Regions from separate parts of the Homo sapiens genome. Here region 2 is linked to region 1. The links are chromatin loops, found by intact Hi-C in ENCODE. Cell type or tissue: GM12878. All regions are shown on one strand. Each heading gives the region's core, and the rest is flanking DNA. Links, peaks and the distances in the headings are about the cores only. Region 1 overlaps LOC105376041 (a long non-coding RNA gene). Region 2 has its middle 29 kb from the start of FAM95C.

Region 1 (15,959 bases), core at 5,428-13,427:
CACCTACTAACCTCATTTTCTACAAAGTTCAAATGCAAGCACTGAAATGTTTCTCAGTTTTACCCTGGTAAATGTTTTAGTTGATGGAGAATTGTTATCACAGATTTTTGTGACGATGTTACAGAGGGATAAGCATATTGAGATGCAGCTTACATCAGCAAAATGTTTAACTTACATGTATACAGCTGGAGCAATTCAGACAGATAACAACTGTATTAAAGACATTGCCTTATTTGGTTCAAACATGCAGTAAGAAGAGATTACTAGAGGAGAGAGTTAAAGGAGCTGAGACACTTGCCTATCTGATTGAACCAGATATTGAGCTACAGAGAATCGCTAGTGTAACTGATCACCTCATCGCCATGTTTGCTGACTATTTCAAGTATCCCAACTCATTGAGTGCCATCACTGATAGTAAAAGGCTTGATCATGATTTAAAACATGCTCATGAACTCTGCCAGGCTGCATTCAATCTCTACGACTCTCTTAGAGCAAATGATGAAGACATTCAGAAGAAAAGCCCTGAGACTGAAAATATGATGGACTGAATTGTGACTGGCTTGTCTGAGTCTAGTGTCAAGGTGCGGTTACCTGCTCTCAGATGTTTGCACCATTTATCCAGATCTGTGCAGCAGCTTCAAAACAGTTTCTAGGATCACACTCTGTGAAAACCTTTAATGAAGGTTTTACAAAATGCACCAGATGAAATCCTAGTAGCAGCATCTTCCATGGTATATAATCTTCTTGAATTTTCTCCAAGGAAAGAGTCAATTTTAAAATCAGGAGTTGTAAAGCTACTTTGTGGATTAACCCAGAGTGAAAATCCTGCTTTATGAGTGAGCAGAATTTGGGATTTAATGAATATGGCATTTCAGGCTGAACAAAAAATAAAAGCAGACATGTTACAAAGCTTGAGTGCTGAACAGCTATTCTGGTTATTATCAGATTCAGATTTGAATGTCCTGATGAAGACACTGGGACTTCTTAGAAATATCCTCTTGACCTGGCTTCATATAATAAAATAATGAGTACTCATGGAAAGTAAATTATGCAAGCTGTCATCCTTATTCTGGAAGGGGAACATAACTTTAAGGTCAAAGAGTAGATACTGTGCATCTTAGCCAATATAAAAGATGAGACAACAGCAAAAGAATGTATTATGACCAATGATGATATCCTTCAGAAAATCAAATATTACATGGACCATTCACATGTCAAACTGCAGCTTCCAGCTATGTTTTGTATATCAAACCTCATATGGAATGAAGAAGAAGGTTCACAAGAATGCCAGGATAAATTATGAGACATGGGCATCATAGATATTCTACATAAACCGAGTCAGCCACCAGATTCAGACCTTTGTGACAAGGCAAAGATGGCACTGCAGCAGTACCTGGCATGATGAGAGCGCCCCTAGGCACCTGTGAGCATCCTACATCCTTGTTTAAGAAAGTACAGGTGGCTCACGCCTGTAATCTCAGCACTTTGGGAGGCTGAGGCAGGCGGATCACGAGGTCAGGAGATCAAGACCATCCTGGCTAACACGGCGAAACCCCATCTCTACTAAAAATACAAAAAATTAGCTGGGCGTGATGGCAGGTGCCTGTAGTCCCAGCTACTTGGGAGGCTGAGGCAGAAGAATGGCATGAACCCAGGAGGCAGAGGTTGCAGTGAGCTGAGATCACACCACTGCACTCCAGCCTGGGTGACAGAGTGAGACTCCACCTCAAAAAAAAAAAAAAAAAAAAGAAAAAGAAAGTACAGAAACCAGTTTCATTTGATTCCTTCTATTTGCACAAGTTGCCTTGGACTGCAGGGAGCTGTTGTGCAAAAGTAATTTAGTAGGCTTAGATCTCAAATTCACCTTGAGAACATTTTTTGAGGTAGTAATTTCCTCAGAAGATTACTGTGTTTTGTTTTAGTTTTTTCTTAGCTACATGGACTCTTTATTAGAACAATCAGTCGTTTTCCTTTGGACCTACAATCTTTTGCCTATGCTGCAGCCACTTTGTGAGTGAGAATGAATATGTCTGTGTGAACACACAGGTGTGCGTGTGTGTGTGTGCACATGTACCTGGGCCAGAATGAATGTATATGTGTGTATGAGGGATACCTCACATTTTTCTTTCCTCATTTTGTGTGAAAATGTCTTTTCTACAGATTTTCCAGGTTTTAAGCATTGCTTGCTGTACAAAAACTTTACTGAATTATATAAAGTTTGAATGAAATGTTATTTTAAATACAAAACAATTGTTAAGTGTTCAATAAAGGTTATGCTGAATTTTGGTCAGATGAAAACTTGTAAGTAAAAAATATATACATGTCTGAACCTGAAAAAAAAAGAATGAAGAAAGTCAATGAGACTTAAGGGAAATCATTAAGCAAAGAAATAGCTGTACTATAGAAATGCCAGAGGGATAAGAGATAAACAAAGGCACAGAAAATCTATTTGACAAAATAATAGCTGAAAAGTTTACAAGTTTTGGGAGCGACATGGACATCTAGATCCAGGAAGCACAAAGATCCCCAATTAGATTCAACCCAAAAAGATCCTCTCTGAGGCACATTATAATCAAATGGCCAAAAATCAAAGACAAAGAAAGAATTCTAAAAGCTATAAGACAAAAGCATCAGTCACATATAAGGGAATCTCCATTAGAATCTCTGTAGATTTCTCAGCAGAAACCCTGCAGGCAAGGAGAGAATGGGATGACATAGTCAAAGTGCTGAAAAACAAAACAAAACCAAACCCCTGTTAACCAAGAACACAATATCTAGCAAAACTCTCATCCTTCAGAAATGAGAGAGAAATAAAGACCTTCCCAGACAAGCAAAAACTGGGGGGATTTATTACCACTAGACCAGCCTTACCAGAAATGCTTAAAGGAGTGCTGCAACTGGAAGCTAAAAATCAATAACCAGTAGAGGTACATTCATAATCAAACTGATACTACCCCAGTGTTATAATGGTGCTATGTAAATCTTTCATTGCTTTAGTATGAAAAGTAAAAGTCAAAATGGTCAATAAGAGCTACAATTAGTGGCTAAGGAACATGCAATAAAGATATAAATTAAGGCAATGAAAATATAAATTGTGGAAGGAGAACAATAGTATGGAGCATTTTTATGCAACCAAAGTTAAATTATTATCAGCTTAAAGTTGTCTATTATAACTACAAGACTCTGTGTTAGCCCCATAATAACTACAAAAAAAAGAAATTAAAACAGACACACAAACAAGAAAAAGAAAGTAAACAATGCTTAATACCACAGAAAACCACTGAACCAAAGGTAAGCAGTAAGAGAGGAAGAAAAAAGAATCTACCAAACAGCCAGAAAACAATCAAATGGCAGGAGTACATCCTACTTATCAATAATAACCGTGAATATAAATGGATTAAATTCTCCAATTTAAAGTGAGCTCCTGAATGGATTTAAAAACAAGACCCAACTATATGCTCCCTACAAGAGACTAGCCTCACTGGTAGACAAGCATAGACTGAAAGTAAAGGAATGGAAAAAGATATTTCATGCAAACAGATACCAAAAGTGAGCAGGAGTACTCATACTCCTGAAAGGATAAAAGAGCTAGACATTTTATCAGATAAAATAGATTTTAAGTAAAAAACTATAAAAAGCAACAAAGGAGGTCATTATCTAATGACAAAGGAATCAATCCAACAAGTGGATTAACAACTGTAAATACATATACACTCAACACTGAAGCACCCTAATATATGATGAATATATAATATTATGAATACTATATCATGAAGCACCCTAACATAAATGAATATTATTAGCTCTAAAAGGAGAGACAGATTGTTAATACAATAACAGTAGGGTACTTCAGCATCCCCCTTTCAACAACGGACAGATCATCTAGACAGCAAATCATGAAAGAAACATTAGACTTAGGCCAGGCATGGTGGCTTATGCCTATAATCCCAATGCTTTGGCAGTCCAATGCAGGAGGATCACTTGAGGCCAGGAGTTCAAGATTAGCCTGGGCAACATAGCAAGACTCCTTCTCTATAAAAATTTTTAAAAGTTAGTTGATCTCGGTGGCACATGCCCTGTCTCTATAAAACAAACAAACAAAAAACAACAACAAACAAACAAAAAACAAGAAACAGCAGACTTAAACTGCTCATAGTCCAAATGGACTTAACAGACGTACAGAACATTCCACCCAGCACTGCAGAATACACATTCTTCTCAACTGCACATGGAACATTCTCCAGGATAGATCATGTATTAGGCCACAGAATAGGTCTTAACAAATGCAAGATGCTGAAATCATTTCAAGAATTTTTTTATTGACCACAATGGTATAAAAACTAGAAATCAATAACAGAAGGAACACTACAACAGAAGTACAAATGTATGGAAATTAAACAACATGCTCCCAAATAACCACTAGGTCAATGAAGAAATTAAAGAGGGAATTTTAAAATTTATTGAGGAAAAATAAGAGTGGAAACACATTGTATCAAAACCAATGGGACACAGCAAAAGCAGTTCTAAGGGGGAAGTGTACAGCCATAAATACCTACATCAAAAAAGAAGAAAGATTTCCAATAACCTAATGACACACCTCAAGGAACTAGAAAAACAGAAACAAACCAAACCCCAAATTGTTAGAAATAAGTAAGTAATAAAGTCGAGGTCAGAAATAAATGAAACAAGGCCAAGAAAAGCAATTTTTACTTCATTTATTTTTTATTTTTTTATTTTTTTTGAGATGGAGTCTTGCTCTGTCACCCAGGCTGGAGTGCAGTGGTGTGATCTCAGCTCACTGCAACCTCTGCCTTCCAGGTTCAAGTGATCCTCATGCCTCAGCCTCCCCAGTAGCTGGAATTATAGGCTTCCACCACCATGCCCAACTAATTTTTGTATTTTTAGTACAGACAGGGTTTCACCATGTTGCCCAGGCTGGTCTCCAACTCCTGACCTCAGGTGATCCACCTGCCTCAGCTTCCCAATGTGATGGGATTACAGGCATGAGCCACCACACCAGGCCAAAAAAAAAGCCATTTTTAAAAACTTAGCAAAAAAGAGTTCTTTTTTCTGAAAAGATAAAATCAACAAACCTTTAGCTAGACTAACAACAAAGAGAGAAGATGCAAATAAAGTCAGAGATGAAAAAGGATACATTACAACTGACATCACAGAAATACAAAGGATCATAAGAGACTCATGAATCACAACTATAAGCAAACAAATTTGAAAACATAAAAGAAAAGGATAAATGCCTAGACACATATAACACCTGAAGGTTAAATTATGAAGAAATAGAAAACCTGAATAGAGAAAAACAAGTGAGAAAATTGAATCAGTAATAAAAAGTCTTTCATCACAAAAAGTCCTTGAGCCAATGGCTCTGCTGCTAAATTCCATCAGACATTTAAAGAATAGCTAATATCAATTCTTCTCAAACTATTCCAGAAAATTGAGGAAAGGGGAATAGTTCCAAATGCATTTTACAAGGCCAGCATTATGCTGATTCCAAAACCAGATGAGGGCACACAATAGAACAAAACTACAGGCCAATATCTCTGATAAACATAGATGCAAAAATTCTCAACAAGGTATTGACAAACCAAATTCAATAGCACATTAAAAATATCATTCACTATCATCAAGTGAGGTTCATCCCAGGGATGCAAAGATAGTTCAATAAATGCATTTCAATACATGTGATACACCACATTAACAGAAAGAAAGACGAAAACCACATGATCACTTCATTAAATGCTGAAAAAGCATTTGACAAAATTCAGTATCCCTTCAAAATAAAAACTCTCAACAAAGTAGGCATAGAATACATGTACCTCGATCCAATAAAGGCCATGTATGACAAACCCACAGCTAACATAATACTGAATGGGGGAAAGCTGAAAGATTTTTCTCTAAGTTCAGGAATAAGACAAGGATGCCCACTTTCACCACTTCTATTCAACATAGTACTGGAAGTCCTGACCAGAATAATTAAGCAAGAAAAAAAAATAAAAGGCATTCATATTGGAAATGAGGAAGTCAAATCGTTTCTATTTGCAGATGACATAATCTTATATCTAGAAAGTCTTAAAGACTTGACAAAAAACTATTAGAACTAGGAAATGAATTCAATAAGGTGTCAGAAGGCCAAATCAAAATATAAAAATATCATTGCTATACAAGGAAGGAAGGAAGGAAGGAAAGAAGGAGGGGGGGAGGGAGGGAAGGGAGGGAGTGAGGGAGGGAGGGAAGGGAGGGAGGGAGGGAGAGAGGGAAGAAGGGAGGGACTGATGGATGGAGGGAGGGAGGGAAGGAACGGAAGGAAGGAAAAAAGAAAGAAAGAAAAAACAAACAAACAAAAAACCCCCTAGGAATAAACTTAACCAAAGAGGTGAAAGATCTCTACACTGGAAACTATAAAACATTGATAAAAGAAATTAAAGAGGACACAAATAAATAGAAAGATGGTCCATGTTCATACACTGAAAGAATTAATGTTGTTAAAATAGCTATAAAATACCCAAAGCAATCTATAGATTTAATGCAATCCCTATCAAAACACCAATAATATTCTTCACAGAAATGTAAAAAACAATTCTAACATGTATATGGAATCACAAAAATCTCCAAATAGCCAAAGCAATCCTGAATAAACCTGGAGGCATCACACTATTTGACTTTAAAATATACTATTAATACAAAGCTATACTAACCCAAACAGCATGGTATTGGCATAAAAAGAGGCATGTAGAACAATGGCACAGAACAGAGAGCCCAGAAATGAATTCATAAATCTACAACTAACTGATTTTTCACAAAGGTGCCATGAACACACATTGGGGAAAGGACACTCTTTTCAATAAATGGGGCTGGAAAAATTGGATATCCAAATGCAGAAAAATGAGACACCCCCACTACCTCTCACCACATACAAAAATCAAATCAAAATGGATTAAAGACTTAAATGTAAAACTTAAAACTACGAAACTATGAGAACATCAGGGAAATGCTTGATGATATTTGGGCTGGGCAAGGATTTTTAAAGTAAGCCCTCAAAAGCACAGGCAACAAAAGCAAAAATGACAAACGGGATTATACCAAATAAAAAGCTTTTGTGCAGTGAAGGAAAGAGCTGACAGAGTGACAAGACAACCTACAGAATGGGATAAAAGATTTGCAAACTATCTGACAAGGAGTTAATACCCAGAATATATAAGCAACTTAAACAACTCAACAGCACAACTAGTTATTTAACCCAACTAAAAAATGGGCTAAAGACCTTAATAGCCATTTCTCAAAAGAAGACATACAAATGGCCAACATGAAAAATTTCAACATCACTAATCATTAGGGAAAATGCAAATCAAAACCACAATGAGATACCACCTCACTACAGTTAGAATGGCTATTCAAAAAGACAAAACAAGTGTTGGTGAGGATGTGAAGAAAAGGCAACATTTACACACTTTTGGTGGGAATGTAAATTAGTACAGCCATTATGGAAAACAGTATAGAAGTTCCTCAAAAAAATTGAAACTAGAACTACCATATAATCCAGCAACCCCCAGTATGGGTATTTATCCAAAGAAAATGAAATCAGTATATCAAAGAGGTATTTGCACTCCCATGTTTACTGCAGCACTATTCACAATAGCCAAGGTACAGAATCAACCCATGTGTTCAACAACAAATGAATGGATAAAGAAATTGTGGTGCATACACAGTGGAATACTATTGAGCCATAAAAAAGAATGCAATCCTATCATTTGCAACAACATGCACGAGCCCGGAGGACATTATGTTAAGTGAAATAAGCCAGACACAGAAAGACAAATACCAAATGATCTTACTCAGATGCAGAATCTTTTAAAAAGGTGATACAGAAGTAGAACAGTAGTTACCAAAAACCAGGGAGGGAATGGGAGAAGGAAGAATGGGGAGAAGTTGGTGAATGGGTATGAAGTGATAATTAAATAAGATTAATAAATTCTGGTGTTCTATTGCACAGTAGGGTAACTCTAGCTAACAGTAAGGTATTGTATACTACAAAATAGCTGAAGCAGAGGTTTTTAATGTTCTCAACATAAATAAATGATAAATGTGTAAGACAATAGGTATACTAACTATCCAGATTTGATCATTGTACAGCACATGCATAAACCAAAACATCAAATTGTGTTCCGTAAATATGTAGAATTACAATGTGTCAATTAAATTTTTATTTTAAAGGATAAATACAATGAGGGTCAATCTGAAGAGTGACATACACCTACATGCTGCATCTAGAACACAGTTATCTATATTCCTCCCTCCATTCTCCAACATGTGCCACTGATCGTCTTTGCCGGCAGGGGCGGGGTGGCGTCTCCCACATCCTTCTGCTTTTTTTGGTCCTAACATGATCACTCTGTAGTAGTAAGTTAAACCTATGATAGTAGCTTTCACTGATTGGTGTCACTTTATTGTGTCCCTATGTCCCAGGTACTCTGCTATTTTATATTACCTAACTCAACCTTTACTAGAATCTTACGAGGTAGGTTGTATCAGCCCCTTTTTAAAATGAGGAACTGAAGCCAGGCGAGGTGTGATGATTTACCCAGGAGGAAGCAAGTGTGGGAGTCAGGCTCCCCTTCACGTCCCCTTCCTCTGTCCCAGTCCTTGGCTCACTCAGGTGGCTTCTTGGAGCTCCAGAGTTTCCTGGCTTTCCAGGCTGTGGCCAACTCACCTCTCACCTCAGAGACCAGTCCAGTGCCTGCCAAACAGGCTCAGGGAATGGTGATTAATTCCATGGGACTCTCTGCCAGGGAACTGAGGCCCAGAGAGCAGAGATCAGAAGCATCAGCTGCCCAGGACTTTTGAGGTCCCTCATTGTGCTCATTGAGCAGGGCGCTGACCACCTTGTGGGCACAGAAGAAACGGTTCCCACTTCTCAGTGCAGAGTGGGTTAGGGAAGGAGGAAGGGGTGTGTGCAGAGTGCGTGTGAGTGTGCATCCATGTGATGCCTTCTGCAATGCAGCCATGTGTACTTTGGGATGTCTGATTCTGCACCAGCCCTGCCCTGCCTTTGTGAATCCCATGAATCCCCTAGTTCATTCCCCAGAATCCTGCCTTGGAGGTCTGAGGTAGATGTAGAGGTGGTGAGGCTGGCTTGTGCCAAATTGGAAGAACCAATTGTCATGCTCTAAGGAATTCTGCAAGCCAGTTGTGAAGCACCACCATTGTTTTTAAAAATTAAATTATATAAACCTATAATTAAATAAGTTATACTAAAAACAAAGATAAAAAAAGACTCAAAACTCATCTCTTCAAGCTGGGCACAGTGGTGGGCACCGATAGTCCCAGATACTCGGGAGGCTGAGGCAGGACGATTTCTTGAGCCCAGGAGTTTGACACCAGCCTGGGCAACACAGTGAGACCCTGTCTCTAAACAACAAAACGCATCACTTCCCTATTGTTTTGCTACCTTTTACTATCATCTATGCTCTTGGGATTATTTACATCTATTGCATCTGTATCATGTAAACACTGTTATGATGTGCTGTTGTGCATCGCTTTCCAACTCCATATTCAGTGACATCACCTCGCTTGACATCAGCCATGGTGGGAGCGTTTATATCATGGCAATAGGCAAACACTACAAAATCAGGGCTTGATTTATTGTTTTGTAGATTGCCTGTAAAGTGACAGAGAAAATGTTAATAATGCAGATTTAAAAACATGTTTGTAGCTATTACAGAGTGCATAGCAGAAATAATTGAGAAAATATTCTTCCAGAATTCAAAAACGTTTACCCCACTCAGCAAAGTAGCTCCTGACAATCAACAAACAAGTCCTGACTTACATCTAGTCTTTGTTGTTTCCCATTTGTCTTACTCCTTAACATAAATAAAAATATCAACCAATAATCATGTCGAAACTATGTTTACTCAGCAATTGCAATCATAGCTTGGCTACAGATGAATTCAGCAGAAATTAAGGAAAGCACTCTATGAGAATTAATTGGCTGAATGGAATTTGCAATAAAGATATTGTACATGTTTTATTTGTCAATTATGTAAAATGTATTATATCAGTATAATTTATAATAAGCTTATATATACATATGCATACTTTTTCAAGAGCCAGTTCTGATACATTTCCCAGCATACCACTGGGCACAAGTGACCTCGGCTCTGGCATTTCCTAAAATAATGAAGATGTCAGAGTTTCTAGGACCAAGGTCAACATTAACTATGCTTTAGAGGAAAGACAACAAGGGTAAATAAAAGAACTCAAGAGAAAGCCAGTGCCCCACCCTATGCTCTTCTCTCTATGCTCTGCATTGCACAAATCCTTTTTCCCTACTTTGTAAAATGAGGACATTGGACCAGACAAAATTTTTTAACTACCAGTCACAATTGTATGTGTTACATATATAACACACGACTCATAGTTACAATTATGACCCAGTTGAGATGCGTGTGTGCACACATGCATGTTTAACAAATTTCTGTGCATGCATGTTTAATGACTTTTCACAAAACAATACCCTTATCATGCTCAGTGCCCTTTGGTAGTCCTAATTTGGTTCAAGTCATTTGTACTCTGTCCCACTCATTTTGTACAATGCTGGTCATAAACACTAAATTGATTTTACAACCCACAAATGGGTTGCAACCAAGTGTTTGGAAAAAGAAAACACAAACAAACTTGACTATCAGATGATGCTAGGGGGCCGTCTGTCCATGAAGGCCTCTGACGCATTCTGCAAATATGTGTCTTCACACTGCAGGATCCTGAACACCCGCGACCTGCTCAGATGTGTAAACAGCAAATGAGGTCAGGTGGAAACTTTAGCTCAGACCTTATCGCCTCTCTGGGCCCTCCTCCTCGCTCCTCCCTGACCCAAAGTCATTCCCTCCTCCCTCCCACTTCTCCTCTCCCAGCCCCACTGAACTTGGCTGAGGGTCCTCTCTAGCACTCATCACATCTTCTTCATGCTATAGGGACGCCTTTCACATCTCATCTCTCGCTTTCCAGTTGTGAGGTTTTCAAAAGCTAGAAACACGTTTTATTCAACTGTGAATTCCAGCCGTCCCTTACCCAACCCCTACCCTGAGCTTCTGGACTTCAGACAAGGTACATAATAAATCCAAGTAAGTGCTTGCTGAATGAATGAGTGAGTGAAGGAAGGAAGGAAGGAAGGAAGGAGAGAATGCAGGAAGGGCAGGTGCCAGGGAGACATACACTCTGCACTGTGTGTACTTGGCCTGCATATGGCTGAGCTGTCTCCTGGCCCCTCATCCACTCGAAGTAGTGGAATCACAGACTAGCACCCACCCACGGGAAGTGTGAATGCCTCTGCACTCTCTGTCACTCTCCCTCCCCACAGGGCAGCCCTGAAGCTCCATTTGGGCACTGTCAGGGGTAGGAACCCTGTACCTCCCAGGCCGACCCTGCCATCTTGCTAAGTGAGCCAGGCTCAGTGGAAAAGCGTGGGCTTTGGAGCCAGGAAGACCATGAGAGTGAGTCCCAGCTCCACCACGCGCCAGCTGTGTGACTGTGGGCAAGCTGTGCCCCTCTCTGGGTCTTACTCTTCTCATCCTGAAAATGGATCCAGTGTCCCCCTTCCAGGGCTCTGTGTGGATGAGATACTATGAGAGTCGAGTGCCTGGCCTCATGCCCAAAGAGCAGTGCTTCTTTTCTCAATCTTTTCCCCGCTTTTGGACAGCTCTGACAAAAGAAAGGTGTTTTTCCTTTCACAGAACTGAAAGGGGACTGCCAGTGGTTGCGTTTCTACCCCCTCGGAGCCTGGACCCTGTCTGCTCCTCTGTCCCCAGAGCATCTGGTAAACAGTGGCGACCTCTCCCATTCCCCACAGGCTCTGCCTTCCATCCCCCAGCCCCAGTCCAGTGCCATGCATGGCTGTGCTCAGCCGAGCTGGCATCCCTGGCCTTCTGCTAGGGCTGAAAGTGCCAAGGACTCCACTACCTTTGGGCCCCTGACCGTGCAGTGAATTGCAGTCCCCACCTGGTTAACCAGGAGCCAGAGCGGCTGCCCATGCCTGGCCCCATGACCAATCTTACCCTTCCCTACTGCAGAAAGACTGACCCAAAGCCCAGCACCTTTGCCTAGCATGGGCCAGGTGCCCTCCTGAGCCACCGACCTCCTTTGAAGCCCTCATGTGAAGAGGCCCAGTCAGGAAAATCCACTTTGAGTCCATCCCAGCTCTGCTGCTAAGCACTGTGGCTCCTTAGGCTCAGGGGCCCCATAGGTCTCTGTTTGCTCACTTCTGAATTGAGGGGATGGGATGGACTGCTTGGGACACGGCCCAGTTTCACAGCCACCTGTCTACTGTTTGGAGCTAACTTTTCATAGGCCTGTGTACCCCACTGGATGGGGAGCTCTTCGAGGGCAGAGGCCCTTCTCATTTAGCTCCCTGTACCCAGCTCCTGCCCATACCTCTGGCAACAGTTGGCACTCACTCATGTTTCCTAAACGGGTGGATGGAAAGCTAACATCCCTCGAGGGTCTACTATGTGCCAAGCTTTGTTTTAAACATTTAGTATGTTTACCACCTCGTTTCATCCTCACAACAGCCCTATGGGAAAGGTACATTATCACCCCATTTCACAGATGAGGAAACTGAGGCACTGAAAGATCTAGAATGTTGTCCAAACTTACACAGCTAGCAAGTTGGGGAGCCAGGCATTGAATGCTAACAATCTGGATGATCGTAAAAGAACTCTCTGACTGCCGAGTTTTGATTTCAATATAATTTTCAGCTCCTATGGCCAGGGCAGTCTGGGCTCTCTCAGAATCAAGATGAGAGAATGGCAGGGGCTTGTGTAGGTTTGAGAACAAACTTCTGTATCAGATCACTTGTACACCACTTTAAGAATTCCCTGGAGAAAGCAGAATTCTTTTCAAAAATGAAATCCAGGCAGGGTGGTGGCTCGAGCCTATAATCCCAGCACTTTGGGAGGCTGACGGGGGAGGATCGCTTGAGCCTAGGAGTTCGAGACCAACCAAGGAAACACAAGGAGACCCCCATCTCTACAAAAAATAAAAGGCTTAGCTGGGCTTAGAGGTGCATGTCTATGGTCCCAGCTATTCAGGAGGCTGAGGTGGGGGGATCACCTGGGCCAGGGAGACCAAGGCTGCAGTGAGCTGTGATTGCACCACTGCACTCCAGCCTGGGTGACGAGTGAGGCTCTGTCTCAAACAAAAACACAAAAATGAAAACTGTGATGAAATAATAGGCTGCCTAGGAGAGGAGGAGGGGATGGGGGAGTATCAATGAAACAAGATTGGCCATGTGTTGACAGTTGTTGAAGCTGGCAGTTCATGATACTATTCCCTTTTCTTTTGCATGGGTTTGCATATTTCCATAATAAAAAGCTTAAATTTTTAAAATAAAATAAGAGGAAGTCCATGACTACCATAAACCCACATAAGTTTGCTGACTGTCTTTCTGGTTGTTTCCCGGTTTCTCCTTTTCCCCTGCAGGCCTGCCTCTGACAGCACCTCAGAGTGTCACATGCGGCCCCGCTGCCTTTCTCTCTTTGTGTGTTGGCTTGTCTCTATGTCTGCCACTTTCTGTGACCTTCTGAGAATCAAGGAAAAGTTCTGCAATCAAGCCCACACATAAACATCCCATTTTTATTTCATTTTCTCCCAGAGCCTCTCTCTTTCTTCTCTGTATGTCCAAATCTCTGTTCTCGTTGTGTTTGCCTTGACTTCTCCATTCATTTTGACCTTGCTGTATGGCTGGCTAGGAATGGTCAGCTCTGGCTGGTACCCCGGACATTAGAAAATGTGCATGGAGGGTATTTTCATGCATGTCTGAAAAGTTCAGAGAGTGCTACCACAAAAAAAATTGGTTGTTGAAGAAGACAAAAACTTTTCTTTTCTACCTCCTTTCTTTCTTAACTGTCTAATAAAGCCATACTCTTTTTCATTTCTTTTCACTTAATAAAAATAACAATAATAATAGCCATTGTTTATTGAATGTGTGCTGTGTGCTGGGCATTTGGATAAGGTTCTTATAGTTATTGTCTCATTTAACCCTTCACAACCTGTGTAACATGTATTCCCACTTCACGGATGAGAAAACTGAGGCTTCAGAGAGGTTAAGTAAAAGCCCAAAGTCACTTAGCTAGAGGCTGGCAGAGCTGGAGTTTGAACCCTTCTTATATTTTCCAAAGAGGAAACATATTCAGGCACTACAATGACATTAAGACATTGATAAAGGTTTCATGTCTGGGGTCCTTAGTGGGGACAGTGACACCCCTCCCCCACCCCTCACTGGTAGACAAATCTGAACTACATGCTCAGGCTGGGCCCTGCCCTGTGAGAAGGACCCTGACCAGCTGAACCATACCCAGGAAGAGGACCGTGATGGAGAGGGGGCCCTGAGAAGGATGGGTAGAAGCTCTCAGGGGCATGGTGCTGACTTCAAAGGAACATCAAGGGTCCAAGGGGCACAGCTGGCACCAAAAGGTAAGCCACATGCTCTGGGTCCATCCTGGACTTTCCCTCTAATTCCAGACCACAAGGCCAATTGTCAGCCTCCTGGTTATCTGTCTCTGGATGTCCCATGGGCACCCCAGTCGAACATGCCCCATCTGAACACCCCAACTTCCTGCTCCTCCCCTGGCATCCTCATCTCAGGAGTGGCACCACCCCCAACCCATTCATCCAAGTCAGGGACCCAAAGTCATCCTCCACTCCTTCCTCTCCAATCCCTGCCAAATCCAGACACATCTCTCCAACCTGACAGCCACCACCTTCGTCTAGGCCACTGTCCCCTTTGTCTGGACTATCTCAGTAGCCTCCTGCTTGGGCTCCTACCTCCTAACCATTTTCCATCCTGTGACCAGAGGGATCTTCCTAAAAATCCTCCTCTTAGCCTTTCCCTTCTCCCAGCCCAAGGGGCCAGCTGGAGACAGGGAGGAAAGGAAAAATGCTCTCAGACCTTCCAGTTCCAGTCTTTGCCCACCTCTGGCTGCCTCCTGTGCTCCCTGTCCACTGGTCTTGCAAGCCGTCCCTCTGGTCTGTTTCCAGCCTCAGGTCTTTTCCATCCACTGCACTCAGGCTCCCTCCTTCTTCCCGTGGGTGGGATTCTGGGAATCTCCTTTCCCAAGTGACTCTTATTATCCCTGTTGGTGTTTTCTTTTTTTTTTAAATTTTATTATTATTATTATACTTTAAGTTTTAGGGTACATGTGCACAACATGCAGGTTTGTTACATATGTATACATGTGCCACGTTGGTGTGCTGCACCCATTAACTCATCATTTACATTAGGTATATCTCCTAATGCTATTCCTCCCCACTCCCCGCACCCCACAACAGTCCCCAGAGTGTGATATTCCCCTTCCTGTGTCCATGTGTTCTCATTGTTCAGTTCCCACCTATGAGTGAGAACATGCGGTGTTTGGTTTTTTGTCCTTGTGATAGTTTGCTGAGAATGATGGTTTCCAGTTTCATCCATGTCCCTACAAAGGACATGAACTCATCATTTTTTATGGCTGCACAGTATTCCGTGGTGTATATGTGCCACATTTTCTTAATCCAGTCTATCATTGTTGGACATTTAGGTTGGTTCCAAGTCTTTGCTATTGTGAATAGTGCCGCTGTAAACATACGTGTACATGTGTCTTTATAGCAGCATGATTTATAATCCTTTGGGTCTATACCCAGTAATGGGATGGCTGGGTCAAATGGTATTTCTAGTTCTAGATCCCTGAGGAATCGCCACACTGACTTCCACAATGGTTGAACTAGTTTACAGTCCCACCCCTGTTGGTGTTTTCTTGGCTCATTTCCCTCTTTGATCCCCCACAGTTCAAAACAGATATTGTGACGCCAGAAGTGATGGTTGGATTTTTTGTTATATTTTGGAGTAGGCTTTCAGTTCTTGGATCTAAAACATTTGAAGGTTAGAATAAGAATTCTTAATTCCTGCCATCGGGGCA
Region 2 (15,959 bases), core at 4,750-12,749, 71 kb before region 1:
AAGTGCTAGGATTACAGACGTGAGCCACCACACCCCGCCTGAAGGAGCATTTTAAATTTCAGTGAAGGTCTCTGAATTGGGGAGAATGAAAACACACAGAGGTTTGGGATGAAAGTGGGCATGATGGGGAAGCAGAGGGGCTTTCCCCCTAGTGTGTTTCTCTTCTCTGTGGAGAGCGATGAAAACAAGAGGGACATGAGGGGTGGCAACTGGAAGACTCTTCACTGCTAGATTTGCCACAAATGGCTGCAGAAACTTTCCTCGTTATCCATAAATTTCAGTTTTTTCATTCGTAAATGTTAATGCTGGGAACAGATCATCTCTTAGGTTCCATTTAGAGCCCATAGAGCCCAATGGTGAAGGGCCTGGTCCCAGGAGGCATGCTGAGCAGAGGCTGATCCTGTGCTGAGCAGATGCCGACACTGTGCCTTTCAGGTTACTCCAGGTGGGTCAGTGGGAAAACTTCACTTCATTGACAGGGCCTTAATTGTTGGGACCTTGTCAGACACCCCTTTGCAGACAGTGTCACTGAGACTGCAGTTGCGATGATAATGACAGCTGGTGTGGGGAGGTCAGTTCCAGGATCCTTCCCTATATCTGGGGACCTTCTCTGTTATTCCCCTCCAGGCCCCTGCTCTCAAAGGCTCTGTGTGTGTGAGGAGGCGGCTGCAGAACAGCAGACTTCCCTTTGGTAAGAGCCTCCCCTTTCCAAGTCTCTGTGCGTGAGGAATGCACAAAACAGGGACGTGCTCCAGTGAATTATAACAGTGTATTAAGTTACTGTTATTTTGTGGTTGTTGAGGATCATGATGGTATATTAGCTAACATGTCTTAGCCAGACACGCTCTTTGGCATTTTATGTATATAGTACTATATCAATTCTCACACATCTATTACAGTAGCTGTAATTATAGTCCCCCTCTTAAAGATAAAGAAAATGAAATTCTGATTCAGAATATTGCTTGAAGTCTACAGTGGGTAAGTAACAGAGCCTGGTTATAATCCTAGTGAATTTGAGTAGTTTTAAATAAACACCTTATGGAAGTTTCTTTCTGGCATCCATGGTTTCTGATGTCACGGGAATTGTCCTCATATAGAGAATAGAGCATTTCTCTTTGGTTTTTTCGAGTTTTCGGAAATCTGGTCATGGTGTATCTGGACATGGATTCATTTGGACACGACCCCTTAGTGGTTATCTTATCTCCTTGAATTTATGTATTTCACCATGTTTGTGATGTTTTTTGCCATTATTTGTTCAAAAATGTTTTCAGTCAGTCCTGTCCTTTTTTTTTTTTTTTTTTTTTGAGACGGAGTTTTCCTCTGTCGCCCAGGTTGGAGTGCAGTGGCATGATCTCAGCTCACTGCAACCTCTGCCTCCCGGGATCAAGTGATTCTCCTGCCTCAGCCTCCCAAGTAGCTGGGATTACAGTCACCTGCCACCATGCCTGGCTAATTTTTGTATTTTAGTAGAGACGGGATTTCACCATGTTGGCCAGGCTGGTCTCAAACTCCTGACCTCAAGCGATCCACCTGCCTCGGCCTTCCAAAGTACTGGGATTACAGGCATGAGCCACTGCGCCCGGCAGGTACTCCTTTCTTTTCTCCGTCTGGGAGCCAATCATTTGAAAGTTAGACCTTTTGTTATTTTCCCACAGGTCTCTGAGACTACATTCACTTTTCTCCATTGTGTTTTGTCTCCTCTATTCTAACAGGACAATTTCTATTAAACTTGTCTTCAAGATCCCTGATCTTTCCTCTGTCATCTCCATTCTCTTGAGTCTGTCCAGTGCAATTTATTTCTATTATTTTTTTCACTTCTAAAATTTTCATTTAGTTCTTCCTGGTATCTTTCATTTCTTTGCCATGAATTCGTATTTTCCCCTTGTTCCAAGTATGCCTGTAATTGCTTGTTGGAGCACTGTTGTGATAGCTACTTTAAAATCCTCATCACGTAATACCAACATCTGTCTCATCTCAGTGTTGGGACCTAAAGATTGTATTTTCTTGTGCAAGTTTATTGTTTTATAGTCCTTGGTATAATGAATAGCTTTGGACTGTATCCTGAATGTGCTGAGTATTATCATACATCACGAGACTGGATACTCTTCACACCTGCTATTTCAACAGAGAGTCCTCAGACAACAACAGAGAGTGCTTAGGTCCATAATACAGCTCAGTGCACTTTTTGGGCTGTGGTTCAGCTCTCCCTTGATCTTTAAATGCTTTGCAGTGATGCTCATGCTTTCCCCACTTGCCTGCTTCCCAGAGCCTCATCTCACACCTGTGTGAGTTCAGACCAGTGCTAAATTCTCACACATTCTGCTGTGTTGTTTCTGGTCCCTTTCAGACACAGACTGCTCAGATTTCTGCCCAGAAATTCACGCACACATCGTGGAATTGTCCTCAGTTTTCAGGAGTCAGCTCAAATATCACCCACTCAGAGAGGTTTTCCCCAGGCCCTTGTCTAAAGTTGATTCTTCTAGTCCTTTCCATTGCTTCATATAATATTTTCATATTTATCACAACTTTGTTCTATGTTTCCTTACTTGTTACTAGTCTATCTTTTCACTCCCCCCCAATAAAATATTAACTACGTAGAGATAGGGATTTTTTAAACTAATTATTCAGGACCTAACACAATGCTGGACAAATATGCATATATTTCAAGAAATTTGTACAATATCTGCACTACAGTAACTGCTCTGTATACATTACCTTGTTCAGCACAGTTTTTCTAATGCTAAGTATACAATTTTAAATTTTCATTTTAACTTTCTTTTCTCCGAAGAAAATTTATTCATATTAACTAAATATTTAAAATCACTCTTGATGGATATATAACATTCTATTATAACTAATATTTTAGTGATATAACACGTAAGCCCTTGAACCACAGATTTATTGAGCAAATATTTAATAGGCTTTAAATCTAGCTGGGACTATTTTGGGTAATTAAAGAGACATATAAGACTCCTTTCTTTGCTGGGTGCAGTGGCTCATGACTGTAATCCCAGCACTTTGGGAGGCTGAGGCAGGCGGATCACTTGAGGTCAGGAGTTTGAGACCAGCCTAGCCAACATGGTGAAACCCCGTCTCTACTAAAAAGACAAAAAAATTAGCTGGGTGTGGTGGCGAGCACTTATAATCCCAGCTACTGTGGAGGCTGAGGCAGGAGAATCACTTGAACCCAGGAAGAGGAGGTTGCAGTGAGCCACTGCACTCCAGCCTGGGCAATGGAGGGAAACTCTATCTCAAAAAAAAAAAAAAAGAAAGAAAAGGAAAGACTCCTTTCTTCAAATAGCTTACATTCTAGTTGAGGGAAGGCGTTAATAAGTAAACAAATCAATAAATAGATTAACGAGGTAATCCAGTGCATAACAATTGATGTGGGAAATTAGAGTAAGGATACGGAGAGTGACTAGGGAGGTGGATTATTGGGTACTTGAGTCAAAGATGAGTTTCAGGAGAGAAAAATCAGACATGTCAGAAGTCCAGGAAAGGACCTTTCAGAAACTAGTCTCTCAGCAGCACACCTTCTTTTGTTCAAGAAAGGGCAGGAAGCACAGTGTCGCTAGAGTGCAGGAGCAGAACAGAGGAAGGAGAGGGGTGGCGCGACCAGGCTTTGTTTTGGTCAAGGAATCTCTTGTATTCTAATTGAAACTGGAAGCCCTTGGTGACATTTGATGCATGTCACGGTACTTCATTTTTATTGCTGTGTAGTATTCTGTTGTATGAATACCCCAATATGCATATACCTGTTCTAGATTTGATAGGCATTTGATAATTCTGGGGTTTGGGCTATTGTGAACAACTCCACTGTGAACATTATTGTTCATGACTCTTGGACATAAGTACCCACTTCCTTTCAGTGTATGCCTAAGAGTGATTTGCTAGGTCATAAGATGTGCACGTATGTGTGTATATTTTTGTGTGGGTTTATCTTTAGTAGGAACTGCCAAAATATTTTTTAAGTGACTCAAACAATTTATCCTTTTACCAACAATGTAAGACAGTTCCAGTTGATCCAAATTCTTGCTAAACTCAGCATTTTAGGCCTTTTAAATTTGAGACATTATGGTAGGTGTATAGTGGCATTATTGTTTTATTTATATTTATCAGGTGACTAAGGATGTTGAGGACTTTTTTATACGATTAGGATATCCTCTTTTGTGAAATAGATTTTCAAGTATTTTGTCTATTTTTTTTTGGGTATCTTGTCTTTTTAAATTGATTTCTAGGAGTTCTTTATATATTTTGGATATTAGTATCATCGAATATATGTATTACACGTATCTTCTCTCTGTTTCTGGATTCCTTTTACAAAATATAATTATAGTAAAATCTGCATTCTGTGAAAAGTAAGTTCATAATATACATTCCAGTGTGTTTTGATAAATATTTACATCCATTCAAAATATAGAAAAGTTCCATTACTACAGAAATTTCCTTTGTGTCCCTGTCAGTCACCATGCAAAAAATCATACTGCTGTTGCGATTTCTATGACCGTGTATTTGACTGTTCTTGAACTTTATATATAAATGAAGTCATACACGGTATGTACTTGAGTATTCTGGCCTATTTTTTCGGCATAGTATTTCTGGTAGTCAGTCATGCTATTGCATGTATCACAATGTGTTTTTTTTTTTTTTTTGGTCACCTGCATGTAAAGTAAATGTATTCTTTTATTGGTGAGTAGGATTCCATTGTAGGAATATGCCACAGTCACTTTATTCATTATCCCTTGATGAATTTATGGTTTATTTCCAGTTTTGCTTATTACTAAGAGCAACTATAAATATTCTAGTACAAGAATTTTTATGATTTTTTTTCACTTTGCTGTGAGGAATTACCTAAAGGAATTACCTAAGTGGAATTGCTCTATTGTGAATTAAGTGTGTGTTAAAGAAACTGTAAAAAGTTTTCTAAGTGGCTGTGTGACCCTCCTCCAGGCAGGACTTTAGAGTTCCAGTTGTTCCACGTCATCTCCAGCGTGCTGGGTTCTCAGGCCTTCATCTCAGCCTTTCTAGTGGGTGTGTGGTGCTTTCTCATTGCACTGGGGACTTTGACTGCATTTTTTGCTGTTTGACTCCTGACAGCTTTTCAGCCTCACCCTTCCCTCTTCCCCCTGTGCCCCACATGTGGGCAGACAAGAAATGCTGCTACTCCTTTCCTTTGGTGCCCACGGAAAGGAGATTCAGCCCATGCAAGTCCTTGCCCTCATGTGAGGCCTCTCATCCCAGACCACCCCTAACCACAGTAAAATCCCGGGGCAGTCTCTTTTTCTTGCTCCTTCAAGTCATTTTGGATCTGCTGGAGAGGACTGCCCTGGGCTCCCCAGAGAATTCAGTTATGTCGGCAGTGAACATTTTTGTATCTCCTGGTGTTTGTGGCATTGTCAGTCTCAACATCTGGGCCAAATTTTGAGTGGAGGTCCCTCCTGCTTTTTCGGGGTGACCATGGCACTCACTGTGGTTTAATATGTTTCCCTGATGATTGGTACCATTGGGCACTTTTCCATACACTTCCATTCCTGTGTGAAGATCTGTTCAAGCCATTTTCCCATTTATTTGGGTTTCCTGTCTTTTTTAAATTTAAAAATATTTGTTAATTCAGTCAAAATAACAATAAATCACATTTACAAAAATTACCTTTTTTAATGAAAAAAACTATATTTCCCAAAACAGAAATTGCATTGACAAGTTGTGTTATTTTACATTCTTACACATCTCCTAAATGTCTGTTTCAATGGAAAATAGTTGACTTCTCATATCTACTTCTGCATTCATTACTATTATTATTAACATTTGAGACAGAGTATCACCCTTCACCCAGGCTGGAGTGCAGTGGTGCCTCCTCGGTTCACTGCAACACCTGCCTCCCGGGTTCAAGTGATTCTCGTGCCTCAGCCTCCCGAGTAGCTGGGATTACAGGTGTGGGCCACTATGCCCAGCTAAGTTTTTATATTTTAGTAGAGATGGGGTTTCACCGTGTTGGCCAGGCTGTTCTCGAACTCCTGGCCTCAAAGTGATCTACCCACTTCAGCCTCCCAAAGTGCTGGGATTACAGGCATGAGCCACTGCGCCTGGCCTATTATGTTTTGACATGTGGTTTTGATTGAGGTATATGAAGAAAATCTCACTTCACATAGACCTTTAGTTGGAAAATGGAGTTTAACAGACTTTCCTGAGGATTTCCCTCTCGGATGCCAGACCAAACTCAACAAGTGATAGTTTTTGAAAGTCAGTTGCAATGTGGAATCTGAAATCTTGTCAGTGAACTTTTTGTATACTTGTACATTAATATCCATTGATTATCTTGCACTTTGGCTCTATTTTCCGTGACAAATTTGAAAATATTTTATTACTGAACTATGCAGAATTTCCAAATATTGACATTTCATACACTATCCATAAATCACATTCATTCATTTCACCACCGATCTCCTTAGAAACATTAAGTAATCAGAACTTTTGAAGCTCACCTTCTGAATACTTAATGATTCCAAAGTTTTCCAAAGTTCTAATTTTTGCTTGAAAACATGAATTCTGTTACTGGCAACAGTAATGGACTTGCATCCTTCATTTTCAAGACAGCTTCTGCTAACTATTCTAGTCTGAAAAATCAGTTTGTCCACCCATCATTCTTTCAAGCCAAATGCTGTTCCATGCAGCTGGTCCTGCGCAGCCTCCCGAGCGCTGTGCCTTGAGACAACCATCATGCAACAACACGGAACAGCAATGCTTTGTGGACTCCATGCATTTCATCACTCAGAATACCAAAGAGGCATTTTTTTATAGGGGCAGGATGAAGAAGATTAATAAAGTTAACTATATTTAGTGCCTCGTTTTCAGGACATTCTTTTTTTTTTGAGATGGAATCTTGCTCTGTCACCCAGGCTGGAGTGCAGTGGCGCGATCTTGGCTCACTGCAACCTCTGCCTCCCGGGTTCAAGCAATTCTCTGCCTCAGCCACCCCAGCAGCTGCGATTACAGGTGTCTGCCACCACGCCCGGCTAATTTTTGTATTTTTAGTAGAGATGGGGTTTCACCATCTTGTCCAGGCTGGTCTTGAACTCCTGACCTTGTGATCCACCCGCCTCAGCCTCTCAAAGTGCTAAGATTACAGGCGTGAGCCACCGTGCCCAGCCGTCCAGGACATTCTTAAGGGAAATTGCCTTTTTTTCTTTTAACCCCCAGTGTGTGGCAGGGAAGAATGCTACCACTACTAATTTGGTGCTGGTTCCCCTGCCTTGATCTGTGCCCTAGTGCCAGCCATTTTCTGTCATGGCTTTTGCACCCACAGTGCAAATATAAACAAAGTTGTTCCAGAAGAACCATGAGATTCAATAAAGTTATTCAACTCTGAATATTTATCACCACTTACATTTGTTGCTGAGCATTCACATTTAAAAAAATCCTTTGAAGAGTAGTGGGTGCTGATACAAGTCCAGCCAGGTCTGTAGATTTGCTCATTTGTTCGGTGAAAGTCAAATTCTATAAACAAGATACCAGCTCAAACCATATGTTTGCAGTTGAGTCTTTAACTTGATGAGTCAGAGTAACATCGGAAGTGGCACTGCCCTGATTTTGCCTGATGTTTCACCCAGTCGGCATTCAGCAGTGTCAGCTACTCAAGAGAAACTGTGCACATTAAATATGTGCAGTTCCTTGTGTATCAATTGTAACTCAATCATGCTGTGAAAAATAAATTTTAAGAAGAGTTTTTACTGTTTCTGCTTCTGTGTGAGCTTCTCCAGCCAAAGCACTATGATAATTTACCCTGTAAGAGACTTCAGTGACTTTCATTTCAAGTTAGAAAAACTGGAACAATTTTTCGCTTTTGAAGAGCTCATAGTACATACATTTAAAATGTTCCATTTTTGTCTTTAAACACTGAATGATTAGTCTCAAATGTTACCTGACTTTTTTAAGTGATAATTTATTTTTTGATTCTTGATACAAATTATTTAACAAATATCAGGCCAGGCACAGTGGCTCATGCCTGTAATCCCAGCACTTTGGAAGGCCGAGGTGGGCGGATCACCTGAGGATGGGAGTTCGAGACTAGCCTGACCAATATGGAGAAACCCCGTCTCTACTAAAAATACAAAAAAAATTAGCCAGGCATGGTGGCACAAGTCCGTAATCCCAGCTACTCGGGAGGCTGAGGCAGGAGAATCGCTTGAACCCAGGAGGCAGAGGTTGTGGTGAGCCGAGATCATGCCATTGCACTCCAGCTTGGGCAACAAGAGCAAAACTCCGTCTAAAAAACAAACAAACAAACAAACAAAAAACTATATATATATGTGTGTGTATATATATATATCAGTATTGCAGCTACAGTGTATTCTTTATCTCTGTTACTTGCATTTTTATTTTCTTCTTTTAAAATTTATTTTATTTTATGCTTTTAGAGATGAGGTCTTTCTATGTTGCCAAGCTGGTCTTAAACTCCTGGGGTCAAGTAATCCTCCCACTTTGGCCTCCCAAAGTGCTGAGATTACAGATGTGAGCCACCACACCTGGCCCATTTTTATTTTCTTCATGGTGCTTTTGCCTTTAGATGAACAGAAGATTTTTAAATTTTCATCAAGTCCTATTTATAATTTTTGAGCAGTTAGTGCTCTTTTAATGTTATGAAGCTATTTCCCTTCTACCTTTTAGAAGTGCTTAAATTATGTTGGGCCTAAAGCTACCTCTTTTTGTATTTTAAATTTGAATCAAAAGGTCTCTCCATACATAGTGAACTGGAACAGGTTGTAACCTACTCTTGTGCCAAAGGCTGCCAGCTGTTCAAACCACGTTCAAATAAGGCACATGCCAAACTGTAACCAGTCCAATTCTGTATCTCTCTTTTGTTTTCTGTAGATCACTTTCTTTATTCTGTCCATAAATCCTCTCCCACCATGCAGCAGCAAGGGAGTCGGTTCAGGGGCTGCCTGATTTGCAAATCGTTCTTTGCACAGTTAAATTCTGTTCAAATTAATTTGCCTGAAGTTTTTCTTCCAACAAAACTTAAAAGACATATGTTTTATGCTTAGGTCTCTAATCAATCTCTAATTTTAAGTATGGTATGAAGCAGTAGTTCAGGTCCATTTCTTTCTGTAAGTTTATTCAGTTTCCCCAGAAAAATTATTGATAAGAATCTTATTTCCCCCATTCAATTGCCTTACTACTTTTAACAAAAAACAGCCAACTATGTATGTGTGAGTCTGTGGATTCTCTCTTCTGTCCCATTTTTCCATTTGTCGGCTTTGCATGAGCAGACAACTATCACACTGTTGGGATTACTGAAGCTATCCTAAGTTTTTGAATCTTTATATAAATGTTAGGACCGATGTCTTAATTTGTACAAAAATGCGTGTTGGGATTTTGATGAGAAATTACATTGAATCTATAGATCGACCTTGTGCAAATTGAAATTTTAACGATATCCAGTACCTGATCTTTGTAAATAGTGTATCCTTCCATTGATTTGTTGTTGTTGTTGTTGTTGTTATTTTTTTGAGACAGAGTTTCACTCTTGTCCCCCAGACTGCAGTGCAATGACGTGATGTTGGCTCACTGCAACCTCTGCCTCCCGGGTTCACGCGATTCTCCTGCCTCAGCCTCCTGAGTAGCTGAGATTACAGGCGCCCGCCACCATGCCCGCCTAATTTTTGTATTTTTAGTAGAGACGGGGTTTCACCATGTTGGCCAGACTGGTCTCGAACTCCTGACCTCAAGTGATCCACCTGCCTCGGCCTCCCAAATTGCTGGGATTACAGGCGTGAGCCACCGCACCCACCATTTTGTGGTCTTTATCTGAGAAATGTTTGTAGTTTTCAGTGTATGTGTTTTGCATGTTATTTGTTAAATTTATTCCTAAGTGTTTTATACTTTCAATGCTATTTATTTCATTTTGCAAATGGGTGTTGCTTTTTTTTTTTTTTTGAGACGGAGTCCTGCTCTGTCGCCCAGGCTGGAGTGCAGTGACGCAATCTCGGCTCACTGCAAGCTCCGCCTCGCGGGTTCCGCCATTCTCCTGCCTCAGCCTCCCAAGCAGCTGGGACTACAGGCGCCCGCCAGCACACCCGGCTAATTTTTTGTATTTTTAGTAGAGACGGGGTTTCAGCGTGTTAGCCAGGACGGTCTCACTCTCCTGACCTTGTGATCCGCCCGCCTCGGCCTCCCAAAGTGCTGGGATTACAGGCGTGAGTCACCACACCTGGCTGGCTGTTGCTCTTTAATAAAACACAATTGATTTTATATGCAGAACTTTTATACTCCAAACTTGTTTAATTCATTCACTAGTTCGTGTAGATTTTTGTAGATTTCTTTGTTTTTCATATACACAGTCAAGCTATCTGCAAATGCAGATGGTCTTCTTACTTTCTAAACTATCTTAGTATTTTATTTCATCTTTTTTCCTCATTGCACTGGCTAGGAGCTCCAATACAATGTGGAATAGAAGCATTGGGAATAGAAATCCTCCTCCTGTTGCCAATTTTAGGAAGGACATATACAATAATTCATTATTAATTATAATATTAGCTGCACTGGGTTTCTTTGCAGACTTTTAAAAATCATATTGGGGAAATGTATTTGCTTGAAAGTTTATTATCATTAATGGGTATTGAATCTCATCAAATGTTTCTTTGTACAACAGTTCAGTTGAGCATGTACTTTTTCTCCTTTATTCTATAAATGTGATTAATTCTTTGGATTTATTTTTAAATACTAAAGCAACATTGCATTCCTGGGATAAATCCCCCTTGGTCATGATATACCTTTATATATCTTTTACCTTTTGCATATGTTTATGTCTTTGATGGTGATGATGGTTTCTGGATGTATACTTACCCAAACTCATCAGGATGTATATGTTAAATATATACTGCTTTTTATATGTCAATTTTGCCTCAATAAAGTGGCTTAAATATTTTTTCTTTTTTTTTTGAGATGGAGTACCGCTCTGTTGCCAGGCTGGAGTGCAATGGCACGATCTCAGTGTACTGCAACCTCTGCCTCCCAGGTTCGAGCGATTCTCCTGCCTCAGCCTCCCGAGTAGCTGGGACAACAGGCACGCACCACCACACTCAGCTAATTTTTGTATTTTTAGTAGAGATGGGGTTTCACCATGTTGGCCAGGATGGTCTTGATTCCTTGACCTCGTGATCTACCCACGTTGGCCTCCCAAAGTGCTGGGATTACAGGCATGAGCCACCATGCCCAGCCAAATTTTTTTAATTAAAAAAAGCCCACATGAAATATCTTATGTGAGCACAACAGTATTATAATAAATTAGAAATCGTTATATTATACCTTTTATATATCTCTATATTTATTTTCTCTATACTTATACCTTTTATATATCTCTATATTTAGAGATTATACCTTTTACATATCTATTTATTTATTTTATTATTATTATTATTTTTGAGACAGAGTCTCGCACTGTCGTCCAGGCTGGAGTGCAGTGGTGCGATCTCAGCTCACTGCAACCTCCGCCTCCCGGGTTCAAGCCATTCTCCTGCCTCAGCCTCCCAAGTAGCTGGGACTACAGGCGCGCACCACCATGCCCAGCTAATTTTTGTACTTTTAGTAGAGACGGAGTTTCACAGTGTTGGCCAAGATGGTCTCGATCTCTTGACCTGATCTGCCTGCCTCAGCCTCCCAAAGTGCTGGGATTACAGGCATGAGCCACTGGCGCCCGGCCCTTCTATATTTATTTTAAACATTTTATATATCTCTATATTTATTTTCATATATTTTATATTATATATGATCTCTATATTTTCATATATTTTATTATATATGATATTGGTATATTTATTTCCATATATTTTATTAAAAATTTTTGCATCTCTTGTTCTTGAAGAATATTGGTCTCTATATTTACTTTGTGTAATGTATTGGTACCAAAGTTACACTGGTCACTTAAGTTAGAAAGTATCCATTCTTTATTTCTAAAAATACTTTTACAAAATTGATATTTCTTTCTTAAATGCTTCAAGAATTCACTAGTGAATTCACTATTGTCTTGAAGTTTTCTTTTTGGAAAGGTTTTTCATTATGAACTCTCTTTAACATATATAGAGCTACTTAGCTTTCTCTTCTATGTCAGGTTAATGAATTGTGGCTTTCAAGAAATTTATTTTATCAGTTATTTAATATATTGGCATAAAGTTACTCATAATATCTTATTATAATTTTTAATATCTCTGGGAATTGCACTTATGCCCCATTTTATTCCAGGTATTAATAATTTGTGCTTTATTTTTAGGGATTTATTCACTTTAATTTCTTTTTAAATGTTCAAATTTTTGTTTTAATTTTCTCTATTTTTTTCCTGTTTTACTGACTTCTTTTCCTTTCTTTACTAGTGCATTACTTCTATTTATTTTTAGTTTATTTCTTCTTTTTCTAGCATCTTAAGTGAATCATTAAGTTTAATAATTTATTGTTTAAGCATTTTTCATTCAGTACTTCCTTAGATAGATCTCCTATTTTTTGGCATTTGTTTTCATAATTGTTTAGTTCAATAAGTTTCCTGATGTCCATTGTAATTTCTTCTAGTAACCATGGATTATTTAGAAGTGTGTAATTTAATTGTAATGTTTGGTGATTTTTCTCAGTACCTGATTTCTAACTTATTTATTTATTAATCTGTCTATTTATTTTTGAAACAGAGTCTTGCTCTGTCATCCAGGCTGGAGTGCAGTGGCACGACCTCGGCTCACTGCAACCTCCACCTCCTGGGTTCAAGCAATTCTCCTGCCTTAACCTCCTGAGTAGCTGGGATTACAGGCGCCTGCCACCACACCCAGCTAATTTTTGTATTTTTAGTAGAGATGGGATTTCGCCATGATGGCCAGGCTGGTCTCAACACCTGACCTCAGTGATGCACCTGTCTTGGCCTCCCAAAGTACTGTGATTACAGGTGTGAGCCACCGCACCTGGCCCTGATTTCTAATTTATCATAATACTATTGTGCTCACATAAGATATTTCATATGGGTTTTTGTAATTAAAAAAATTAAGCCACTTTATTGAGGCATCATTGACATATAAAAAGCAATACATATTTAATGTATACATCCTGATGAGTTTGGATAAATATACATCCAGAAACCATCATCACCCTCAAAGACATAAATATATCCATCACCTCCCAAATTTCCTCCCACCTCCTTTATTCTTATTTGTTTTTGTATGGCTTTAATATTTTAAAGTATATTGAAATTTATTTTTATTTCCCAGAACTCTGCCATTTTTACTCTGCCATTTTGTGGTGTAATACTCTATAAATGTCAGTTCAGTCAATTTGACTTGTTCAGATCTTTTACATTCTTACAGTTTTTTTAGTATTTCATTAATTACTGAGATAATGGCATTGAAACATCCAACTATGATGTGTGTTGATACAGGTTTTTATTTAGTTCTGACAGATATTGCTCACCGCATTTTGAAGCTGCTACAGATAAATGCACATTTAGAACTGCTGTGACTTTTTGATGAATTGACAGTTTTATCATTAGGAAGTCTCTTTCTCTGGCATTTCCGGTTTCTTCAAGTATATTTTATTTGAAATGAATATAGTCACACAAGCTTTACTATGTTTAGTGTTGTGCATATCTGTGTCTATCTATTCGAATTGTATATGTTTTAGTACATATGTAGGTCTTGATTTATATTTATAATGTCTGTATTTTATTTATTTAGTTTATTTACATATAGTATAATTACTAATATAGTTTAGTTTAAATCTATCATCTTACTATTCATTTTCTCTTTGCTCCATCTGATCATGTCCCAGGAATTCATGTCCACTCATGTCTTTTGCTTAGTTTTTATTTTTTGGTAAGATTTTCTTCACTGTTTTTAAAAGCATATAGACACACACACACACACACACACACACACACACACATACCTGATGTTAACCAATTATCTATGAACAGGTTACTAATGTTTTTCAGATTTATTATATGCATTTTGACTTACGTTATTTTCATCATGCAAAAGTTCTTTAGGTCAATTTTTAACAACCCCTTTCTTATTTTATATGAACTTTTTATCCTGGAAACATTACCCTTGACACTAGTTAACAAGTAATTCTCACATATTTTCTTCTAACCGTCTCTTGCATAATTCCAGATAACTACATAAAGAGCTTTCTAATTTTTAAACACATGAAATTGTTGGCCAGGCGCAGTGGCTCACACCTGTAATCCTGGCACTTAGGGAGGCTGAGATGGGTGAATCACCTGAGGTGAAGAGTTCGAGACCAGCCTGGCTCTCATGGTGAAACCCCGTCTCTACTAAAAATACAAAAATTAGCTGGATTTGGTGGCACATGCCTGTAATCCCAGCTACTTGGGAGGCGGAGGCAGAAGAATTGCTTGAACCGAGGAGGCAGAGGTTGCACTGAGCTGAGATCATGCCACTGCACTCCAGCCTGGGCAACAGAGCAAGACTTTGTCTCCAAAAAATAAAAATAAAAATAAATAAATAAATACGTGAAATTGTATTGTTTCATTTATTGATACACTCTGTGTACTCAACCCATAATTAATGGGTTGCTCTAGTCTTTTGCTACTACAGAAAATGAATGAATATTCATTCATTGCAGTGAAAAGTTTATTACAGTGAATAACTTTTTAAATAAAAATTTTACACATATACAAGTATACTTAGAGGATAAATTTGTGATTATGAAACAGCTGACTGAAATGGTAAGAGAAAATGTACCTTTTGTAGGAAATGTTATGAAAGTACCTTTTACCCAACGACTCTACCAACGGAAATGAATAACTACCTTTTTTTAAGAAATCAGTCTTACTATGTTGCCCATACATTTTTTAATTAAAATTTTAATCTTAGTCATTCTAATTGTCAAAGAAATGGAATTGAAGTTTTGATTTGCATTTATCCCATTATAAATATGTATGAAAATATGTTCATCTAAGAGTCATTGTATTTTCTTTTTCTGTGAACTGTAACCTCATACCCTTTGCACATTGTTTTCTGTTGGGTTTTTGTTTTATATCTTGATCATTTTTAGAACCCGAAAATATTGAAATTCGCCCTTTGTATCTGGTAAGAGTTGCAGATTTTCCATTTTTCTCTGACCATTTATCATTTGAATTTGTTCATTGTGTTTCTTCTACTTAGGAATGAAGTTCACTAATGAATATTCTAGTGCCAGAACATTTCAGCTAATTAACAGAGGAGAAATAGTATGATTAGAAAATCACTACTTTGTAACTCTAATGAGGACTATGTCTAGGCAACGAACATCAATGGATACCAAGTATTTAACAGGTTGATGAGGAACCTGTATAACGGATGACTCAGGCTGATAATACTTGGACCCAATAATCAATTTTGATATCACTAAACAGACATTGTGCTTTCTGTTTTGATGCAAAGGGAAGTACACAGTACTATAGTGAAATATTCTCAATAAAACAAAAATGAAATATATCAAATCTGTAGATACAGTTAAAAGTTCATGCAAAATATAGAGGATGGAGATACAAGTAAAGTGAAACCATGAGGAAACCGTCTGTCAAATCCAGATTATGAAAAATTTGGTAGGCCAGGCACAATGGTTCATCCCTGCAATCCCAGCAGTTTGGGAAGCTAAGGCGGGAGGATTGCTGGAGCCAGGAGTTCAAGAGCAGCTTGGGCAACATAGTGAGACCCTCTCTCTACAAAAAATTTAAAATCTAGCCAGATGTGGTTGCTGACACCTGTAGTCCCAGCTACTTGGGAGGCTGAGGAGGGAGGATCACCTGAGGTTACAGTGAGCTATGATCTCACCACTGTACTCCAGTCTGGGTGACACAGCAAAACCCTGTTCTAAAAAATGAAAAACTAAAAAATAGAAAAGAGGAAAAATCTATAGTAATAGTGACATGATCTCTTCAATTTTTAAACATAATAACAAAAAAGGTGGGGGGCAGCCCTCTCAGA

The links. Hi-C counts contacts between places; a loop is a spot of excess contacts. Peaks named below come from ENCODE experiments on the same cell type or tissue, not always from the same donor. Only the 100,000 strongest peaks of a DNase experiment are listed, where the experiment ranks them.
Region 2: it touches region 1 in a loop (3.0-fold over the local background); 4 of 110 quality-filtered maps call a loop at or near these places.

The regions. Positions count from the first base shown.
Region 1 is chr9:38,438,225-38,454,183 of GRCh38, reverse strand. All of the region lies in intron 4 of LOC105376041 (a long non-coding RNA gene), which reads right to left. It also overlaps the pseudogene ARMC8P1. Among named protein-coding and RNA genes, the nearest start is that of IGFBPL1, 22 kb to the right of the region's middle. RefSeq lists an enhancer at 10,698-10,992. In GM12878, for the core only: no CTCF peak of the experiment used is centred there; a DNase peak (open chromatin) is centred at 8,572.
Region 2 is chr9:38,508,084-38,524,042 of GRCh38, reverse strand. No RefSeq gene overlaps it. Among named protein-coding and RNA genes, the nearest start is that of FAM95C, 29 kb to the left of the region's middle. In GM12878, for the core only: no CTCF peak of the experiment used is centred there; no DNase peak of the experiment used is centred there.